Linked DNA regions of Homo sapiens: region 2 is linked to region 1. The links are chromatin contacts, found by Hi-C or POLR2A ChIA-PET in ENCODE. All regions are on one chromosome and are shown on one strand. Each heading gives the region's core, a stretch centred on a gene start or an enhancer-like site at or near the end of the contact. The rest is flanking DNA. Distances are from core to core; before and after follow the strand shown.

Region 1 (4,726 bases), core at 724-3,223:
AAGGAAGACACACATGAACCCAGAAAGCAGGTTCTTGCCTACCCGCAGGGAGGGCCGGCCAGGGACAATGGAGGGGCTGGGGGAGGCTGGGCTGGGTCGCAGGAGGGGGCTGGGCTCTCGCTGGAGGGAACCCCTGTCTGGAGGGAGGCCGGTCACCCTTCCCTCTGCCAGTCCTTCCACCCTGGGCTCCTGTGACCATAGCGAGAGGAGATGCCAGAGGGGAAGCCCAAGCTGGGCTGGGCTCCGTCGGGACAGGGGACCTGGGGCAGGAGCCAGTGGCGGGGGCAGTAGCAGGAGGTGGGTCATCCAAGGAAGAAGGCTTCCTGACCCAGAGCTCTAAGGCGAGGAGTGGGCACGTGGCCCTCTGGGGACCTGTCCAGCTCAAAGACTCCAGGTGCCCTTCAGGTAAGTAAAACAACCAAGTAATCCTCAGTGCAACGCGAAAGTGGCTGGGAAGCTGGAATCACAGTCACCACCTATGCTGAGCAAAACCATGATTAAAATGGGTTTTCTGCTTTCGCTGAACCCACTTTGTGGATCAGTGGTCCTAGTAGAAATGGCTCCTGCAGTTGACAGCTCCACTGGCACTGAACTCTCCTTGATTCTTGCTTTGCTGAATTTCGAGAATCTTTTAAGATTGCTGGGATAGAGGGACGCACGGGGAGAAATAGCAGGCGAAACACCAGGTCCTGCCAAGGGAAGGAGGAAACAAACGCCTCCCCGAGGGATGCCAGGGAAACAGACCAGCCAAGGGTGTGGTCCCACACCAGGTGCTTGAGCCCCTGTTGTCCTGAGACCATTCCCTCCCTGACTCTCTCCTAACTCTGTCCCCGTCACTCCCACTCGGCGACCTGGCTCGCCCTTTGCCCTCTGCTCTTCTCACTCTATGCCTGACCCTGCACTAACTGTAGAAAATGCAGAAATGAGAAACAGACATTCATTCAACAAGCATTTATTCTTATTTATTTATTTATTTATTTATTTATTTTTATTTCTTGAGAGATGGGGTCTGGCCCTGTCGCCCAGGCTGTAGTGCAGTGGTACGACCATAGCTCACTGCAGCCTCCACCTCCCGGGCTCAAGCGATCCTCCTGCCTCAACCTCCTCAGTAGCTGGGACCACAGGCGCATGCCACCATGCCCGGCTAACTTAAAAAACATGTTTTTGGTAGAGATGGCGGTCTCACTGTGTTGTGCAGGCTGGTCTCGAACTCATGGCCTCAAGCAATCCTTCTGCCTTAGCCTCCCACAGTGCTGGGATTACAAGCAAAGGCTCTGAGGCAGAAGTGTGCCTGGTGTGTTCCAGAAAGGGCCAGGGGCCCTGTGTGGCTGCATCAGCGTGAGCAAGGGCAAGTGTGGGAGGTGAGAAGGCCAGAGAGGAAAGGCTCGATCATGTCGGGACTGTAGGCTGCCATCAGGGCTCTGGCTTTCACTGTGAGTGAGGGAAGCCCACTGGACAGCTTAGAGCAGAGGACTGGGGCCACCTGACTTGGGTTTAAAAGCCGCCAGCTCTAGCCATCCAGCCATGGGGCTAGGGTGGCCGGCTGCACCTGGGCCATGTTTGGGCAGAGGTGGCGGGACGGGGTCACGGGACAATGAAACTAAAGACTCAAGCTCTGGGTGAATGAAGCCCGCACTTGTGGACCAGGTTGGGGAGCCCTATCTGGAAAGAGCTGGTCCCTGTGCCCGTTCTCCTCCTCCCTTTCCTCCTGGGACTCCCTTGCAGGCTCACTCCTCCCTATTTGGATTCTTATGCACAGAAGACTCATTCGCTGCTTTTTCTACCATCGCAGCTTTTGAGAGCTTTTCAGCAAGGACTCAATCCCTGTCTTAGTCTGTTTGCATTGCTATAGAGGAATACCTGATGCTGAGAAATTCATAAAGAGTTTTATTTGGCTCATAGTTCTGCAGCTGTAAGATGGGTGGTGCCAGCATCTGCTTCTGGTGAGGGCCTCAGACCACATCTACTTCTGGCAGGAACTGGCGGAAAGCTGGCATCACATAGTGAGAGAGGAAGGATGAGTCATTCCACCTGGAATCTGGGGTGAAGTCAACTCCAGCAGAATCAAAACTGCTGAAGGGAAAGGGAGGGAGTGGTTCTAGGGGAAATATGCACACTGGTACAGGGGAACAGAGGTTGGGTGACAAAACCAACAGGTGCCCTCTGCTGTGGCACAGACATTTCAACACACTCAAAATCCACTTCCAATGTTTTGAAAGAACAGGACTAGGAGAGATGGTTTCTTATTCGAGCAGACTCTTCTTTTATAAAGTAAAGGCGTGTATTTCCAAAGTAATACATGCTTGATGAAAATATTTCAACATGGAAGTCTGAGATTTAAAAGGTGAAGGTTTTATTTCCCTAAAGCTATTGTCCAGCGATGAGCACTCTTGAGCGTGGAGGTGGCTTTCCAGGGAGTTACTGTGCACATCCCTACATGCTCACGTGGCGGGAGCACACTGCCAAAACAAGAGTGTGCCATAGCCTATATGCAGAGATCTGGTGACTTGTTTTAACCTCTTTCTATGCTAGTACCCAACTATCTACCATGCTCTCTCTCTAGCTTCCTCACACTTTTTCCCCTGGGGCAGTTGTGCAGTGATTTATTTAATTTTTCTGCGGCTGATGAACATTTACATTCTAAAAACTATTTACGTGGTGGTGTCATTAAGATGCTGGTGGATTCTACCTAACTTGCAAATCCAGGAGTTTCTCAGATGGATTCCTCAAGGTGGGTGGAAGGGTATGCACCCTAGAGGAAAAGAGAAAGTTAGCCCCAGACAAGCAGAAGGAGGACCTAATAAATCACAAAGCAGACATCAGTGAAACAAGTCAAAGGCTAGTAAAGAATGCTATTGGCCGGGCGCGGTGGCTCACGCCTGTAATCCCAGCACTTTGGGAGGCTGAGGCGGGTGGATCACGAGGTCAGGAGATCGAGACCATCCTGGCTAACATGGTGAAACCCTGTCTCTACTAAAAATACAAAAAAATTGGCCGGGCATGGTGGCAGGAGCCTGTAGTCCCAGCTACTCAGGAGGCTGAGGCAGGAGAATGGCGTGAACCTGGGAAGCGGAGCTTGCAGTGAGCCGAGATCGCGCCACTGCACTCCAGCCAGGGCGACAGAGCGAGACTCTGTCTCAAAAAAAAAAAAAAAAAAAGAATGCTATTAACAGCTCTGTAACTATAAATTCAATGACTTCGATGAAATGTATAATTTCATTGAAAGACACATATTACTAAAACTGACACAAGAAAAAAAGGAGTTTTATATCAATTACCCATATAAATTCATAATTAAAAACCTTGCCACATAGAAAACTCCAGGCTGGGTGCTCTATTGGTTAATGAATCAAACATTTAAGAAAGAAATTCTGGCTCCCCGAGGTGGCTCATACCTGTAATCCCGGCATTTTGGGAAGCCAAGGTGAGAGAATTGCTTGAGCCCAGAAGTTTGAGACCAGCCTGGGCAACATGGTGATACCTCGTCTCTACTAAAAACAGAAAACATTAGCCAGGCAATGTATGCCGTGCTTGTAGTCCCAGCTGCTCGGGAGGCTGAGGTGGGAAAATCACCTGAGCCTGGGGAGGTGGAGGCTGCAGTGGGCCTTGACTGTGCCACTGCACTCCAGCCTGAGCAACAGAGGAGATGCTGTCTCAAAAAAAATTTTTTTTAAATAAGGGGATGAAGATGTCCCTCTTATGGAGCAGACCGTGTCTCAGGTACTGCAGTCAGCCAAAGAACAGATCAAGTGGTCACTCCTTCAGTGAAGAACTCACCGTTTCTGGCTCCTCACCTCCTTCCAAACAATGCACGTCTGCTGTGAATTTTCATCCGGTTCCCCAGCTGATGCTCTCAGAGTCATCTCGGGAATCACAGGGATCCTTAAATCTCCATCCTGTCTCTGGTTGCCCCATCCCCTCCCCCCCTCAACCCTCCTTATACCCCTCCTGTTCCTTTGCTTCTTTGGCCTCTTTTTTACTTGAATTATTAGACTTTTTTTTCCCTACAGCGTTGTTTGAGTTCCTTATGTATTCTGGTCATTAATCCCTTATCAGATGGGTAGTTTGCAAATAGTTTGTCCCATTCTGTGTGTTGTCTCTTCACTTTGTGGATTGTTTCCTTTGCTGTGCAGAAGCTTTTTAACTTGATATGATCCCCGGTTAAATAATTTTTGACGAGAGTGCCAATCCAGCAGTCTCCTCAACAAACAGCGCTGGAACAAGTGGAATTACTCATGCAAAAGAATGATGTTGAACCCCCATGTAATGCAGTAAGTAAAAATTAACGCAAAATCGATCAGCAACCTAAATGTAAGAGCTAAAACCATAAAACTCTTCAAAGAAACCACAGGGTGAATCTACATGACCTTGGATTTGGCAATAGCTTCTTAGATATGAAACCAAAAGTACATGCAGCCAGAGAAAAGATAGTTAAACTGGACTTCATCAGAATGAAAAACTTTTGTGCATTCAAGAACATTATCAAGAAAGTTGTTTTAATTTAGTTCCTTTAAAATGGAGAGTACTCCTTCAGTGATTAGAAGAGCCAGAAGATGGAAACAAAGAACTTCTATTACTCACAGGTTATGGAGGCTACACGGAGGTCATTCAACATGTGCAGAGGGTGTGTGTGGACCTGGGGCACTTGCCTCTATTTGGGTCCAGGGAGATGGTCAGAGCATCGCAGTAGGGGGTGAGAAGATTGGAGGATTCAAAGCAAATGCCC
Region 2 (2,875 bases), core at 1-2,500, 240 kb before region 1:
TCCCCTACAGCTGTAGCCAGGCCGGGCGGGTGTACCTGGGGGATGCCCAGCCAGTCATCCGCCTGCTGCATGGCCTCTCGCGCATTGGTAACGGGCTTGCTGGCGTCCCAAGAGTCCCAGTCAGGACACAGGCCTGTGGCGCAAGGGAGGCTGTGAGTCTGGGGGCCGCAGAACCCCCTCAAGGGCCACCCATGGGTGACCCCAGCCCAGTCTCTCCTGCCTCTGCGCCCCCTCACCCGGGGCACAGCTGTCCACCAGGGCGCCCAGGGCCCGGCCGCTCTGCCAGTCCCGGCTGAAGTTGGTGATGGGCAGCTGCGGCAGCTTGTTCTGGATCCAGCCCAGGAGCCTCTGCTTGGGGGTCTGCTTCTTGGCCTCCTCATCCTCCTCCTCGTCCCACATGGGCATGGAGATGGAGTAGTGCAGGATCAGGGTCCAGATGAGGCCCAGGATCAGCTTCAGGTTCCCGTCCACGATGGCCTTGCTGTCTGTGAGTAGAAGAGTGGCCACGCTGGGCACACGGCTGTGCGGGAGGGGCCGATCCCAGGCTTTGGGGTCAGGGTCTGGCAGCACGGGGTAGCAGGGGCCAAGGAGGAGGTAGACACCCCCTCTTGGCCAGTGGTAGGATGTGGATGAGGCCCTCTCTGCCCAGGGTCCCAGGGGGTGTTCAGAGGTGAAGGAGACTTTGGGGTGAGGGCAGATACACACAGACACACACACACGATGCCAGCAGGGTATGATTACTGCCAGAAGCCCTGGGCCCAGAGGAAGGGCAGAGGGCAGACCCAGCCTGCAGATGGGCAGCTCTGGAGAACAGCTGGACAGTGTCCACAGCTGCCAGAGCAGGGGTCCGCCACACACCTCAGGGGCCTATGGGGAACCAGGAGGAGGAGGCTGACTCCAGCTGGCCCAGAATCCAGGGCCCATGACCTGGAGTGGGGCTGGGGCTGAGGAAGAGGAAGGTGGGTGGCCCTGGGTGGTTGGGAAATACAACTGTTGTTCCAGGGTGGGTGGGGTGAGGCAGGGGAAGTGGGGGAGTTGGGCAAACGCCCTTTGGGTGAGGGATTGTGACCCCCGCCACCACCCCCACTTCCTCTACCACCTCGAAGACTCAAGCTTGGAGTTGGGAGGCCACAGGCCTAGCCAGGGGAGGGGCCCAGAGCCCAAAGGAACCAGCAGTTGGGCCACATGGCCCTGACTCACTGGGGCCCATCGGGAGATGCCGGGGTGGCAGCAGGAGACACTGGGAACCCCCTTGCCACCCACTGCCTGACCCACTTGCCACCTAACGGGCCTCTGGGCCTCGGCAGGCTCGCCACAGGGGAAGTGGTTAGGGCGGGTCCCTGACACCCCCCATCACCATGGCAACCCTGCTGGGCTCTGGGCCCCACCCAAGGCTACTTCTGGGTCTCAGGCTCAAGGCAGGATGGCTCATCTTTAGAAGCCCTGTCAGCCTCCCCCATAATCAGACAAAATACTTCTCTGGTGAGTCAACTAGGGGGCGGGCCTATGAGGAGGGGCTGGGCTGTCCATGGCAGCTGCTTCCCAGCCCAGCAGGCAGCACCTGGAGGGCCAGGTGAGCCGCTCAGAGTGGCCTCCCCAGTTCCCAGGTTGGTCCTGGCCCCACGAGGCTGCCTTTCACTCTCCCCAAATGGCAGCAGGGAGGGGGACTCGGAGAGGACCAAGGGTGCAGGGCCAGGGAACAAGGCCAGCCAGGGCTTCCCATCAGGCCCCCACCCCAGTCCAGCCTCAGACCCCTCAACGACCCCCACACGGGGAGCAACCAGGCCCACCAGGTCCATGTTAGGCCAGCCTACTCCGTCCCCATCCCCCTCCCAAAAGAGAGAGGGAAGGACCAGGGCCCAGGGCTGGGAGACTGTCTGGCTGGATGGCCCCGCCCCATCCCACCCCCCTTTCCCCAGCCCCTGGGCCAGCCAACCCCTCCCTCCCCTAATCACTGCTGCTTTCCAACATTTTTTTGCCTTATATGGCAAAGCTCTGGGAACTAGGCCTGCTCCAGCCAGCTCACAAGGAGGAGGGGAGCTGGGAGGAGGGAGGAGACCCCCCCTAAAGAGCTGGGGTGTGGCCCGCCTCCCCACATCCGGTCGCCCCCCCTACCATCCAGGACTGAGATGACTCAGCTTGGCTAGACTGAGGCTGGGACTTGTGGGGGTGGGCCTGCCCCTCGCCTCAACTGGCATTCCAAAGAAAGAACTTTGGTTCTTGGGATCTGCCCTCTGAGTGGCTGGGGGAACCCAAGTCTTGGTCCCTCACTTTCTTGGGTTCAGCAAGGGCCATTCCAGGGCTGCAGGGTAACTGGAAGGCCTCTCAATTCTGAAGAAGAGAAGACTCATCATCCCTCTCCTCTCCCTGTTCCACATCACCCCCGAGTCACCCATTCTGGGGCCTGCCCTCTCATGCAGCCCCTATCTTGAGAACGAATTGGGCTGCTGCAGCAGGCCTGGTCAATGCCAGCCTCTCCAGTCCAGTGACACAGACACTGGGCTGGCACAATGCACGCTGGAGCATCTACCAACCAACTCCTGCGTGCTACACGCAGAAAAGCAAGGCCTACATGGAAGCAAGAGTTTGGCCCAAGATGAAGAGAAAAGTTGGCGTCCAAGTAGTCTACAAGCCAGGTCTCTCAGTCAACCACGCCCAACTCACCCCGGGTGCAGTTTTGCTAACTATGCTTCTTTCTGGCCCCCAGGTTGCCTGTGTGTGTGTGGGGGGGTAGATCTAAACTGGTGGTTGGAGCCATCTCCGATGGGCGACCCATCCTCCAGGGACACAAAGAGCCCAGAGCCCCAGACAATGGGACGCACGAGCTCCAACCCACACTTCAGAACCAACGGGCCTCTGAAGGCCAGAGGGCCCT

The links. Hi-C counts contacts between places; a loop is a spot of excess contacts on that map. ChIA-PET counts read pairs that join two places held with the same protein, here RNA polymerase II (POLR2A). Pooled maps may share reads with other maps.
Region 2: a pooled map shows a loop between it and region 1 (2.6-fold over the local background). The contact joins two enhancer-like sites. A Hi-C loop is called at or near these places in 1 of 50 pooled maps. POLR2A ChIA-PET finds 5 or more read pairs at or near these places in 2 of 52 experiments (H1 and PC-9).

The regions. Positions count from the first base shown.
Region 1 is chrX:154,602,183-154,606,908 of GRCh38, forward strand. No RefSeq gene overlaps it. Among named protein-coding and RNA genes, the nearest start is that of CTAG1B, 15 kb to the right of the region's middle. Within about 2 kb of position 1,974, at least 4 of the 41 ENCODE cell types and tissues checked have a DNase peak (open chromatin) inside an H3K27ac peak, as active enhancers do; they include PC-9, where a contact is called at or near this core.
Region 2 is chrX:154,367,606-154,370,480 of GRCh38, forward strand. It overlaps FLNA (filamin A), which reads right to left. Exons shown (of 48, transcript NM_001110556.2): 3 at 237-485; 4 at 36-133. Among named protein-coding and RNA genes, the nearest start is that of FLNA, 5.6 kb to the right of the region's middle. RefSeq lists enhancers at 774-1,301, 1,241-1,380, 1,302-1,827 and silencers at 1,821-1,900, 2,841-2,875. Within about 2 kb of position 1,251, at least 38 of the 41 ENCODE cell types and tissues checked have a DNase peak (open chromatin) inside an H3K27ac peak, as active enhancers do; they include PC-9, where a contact is called at or near this core.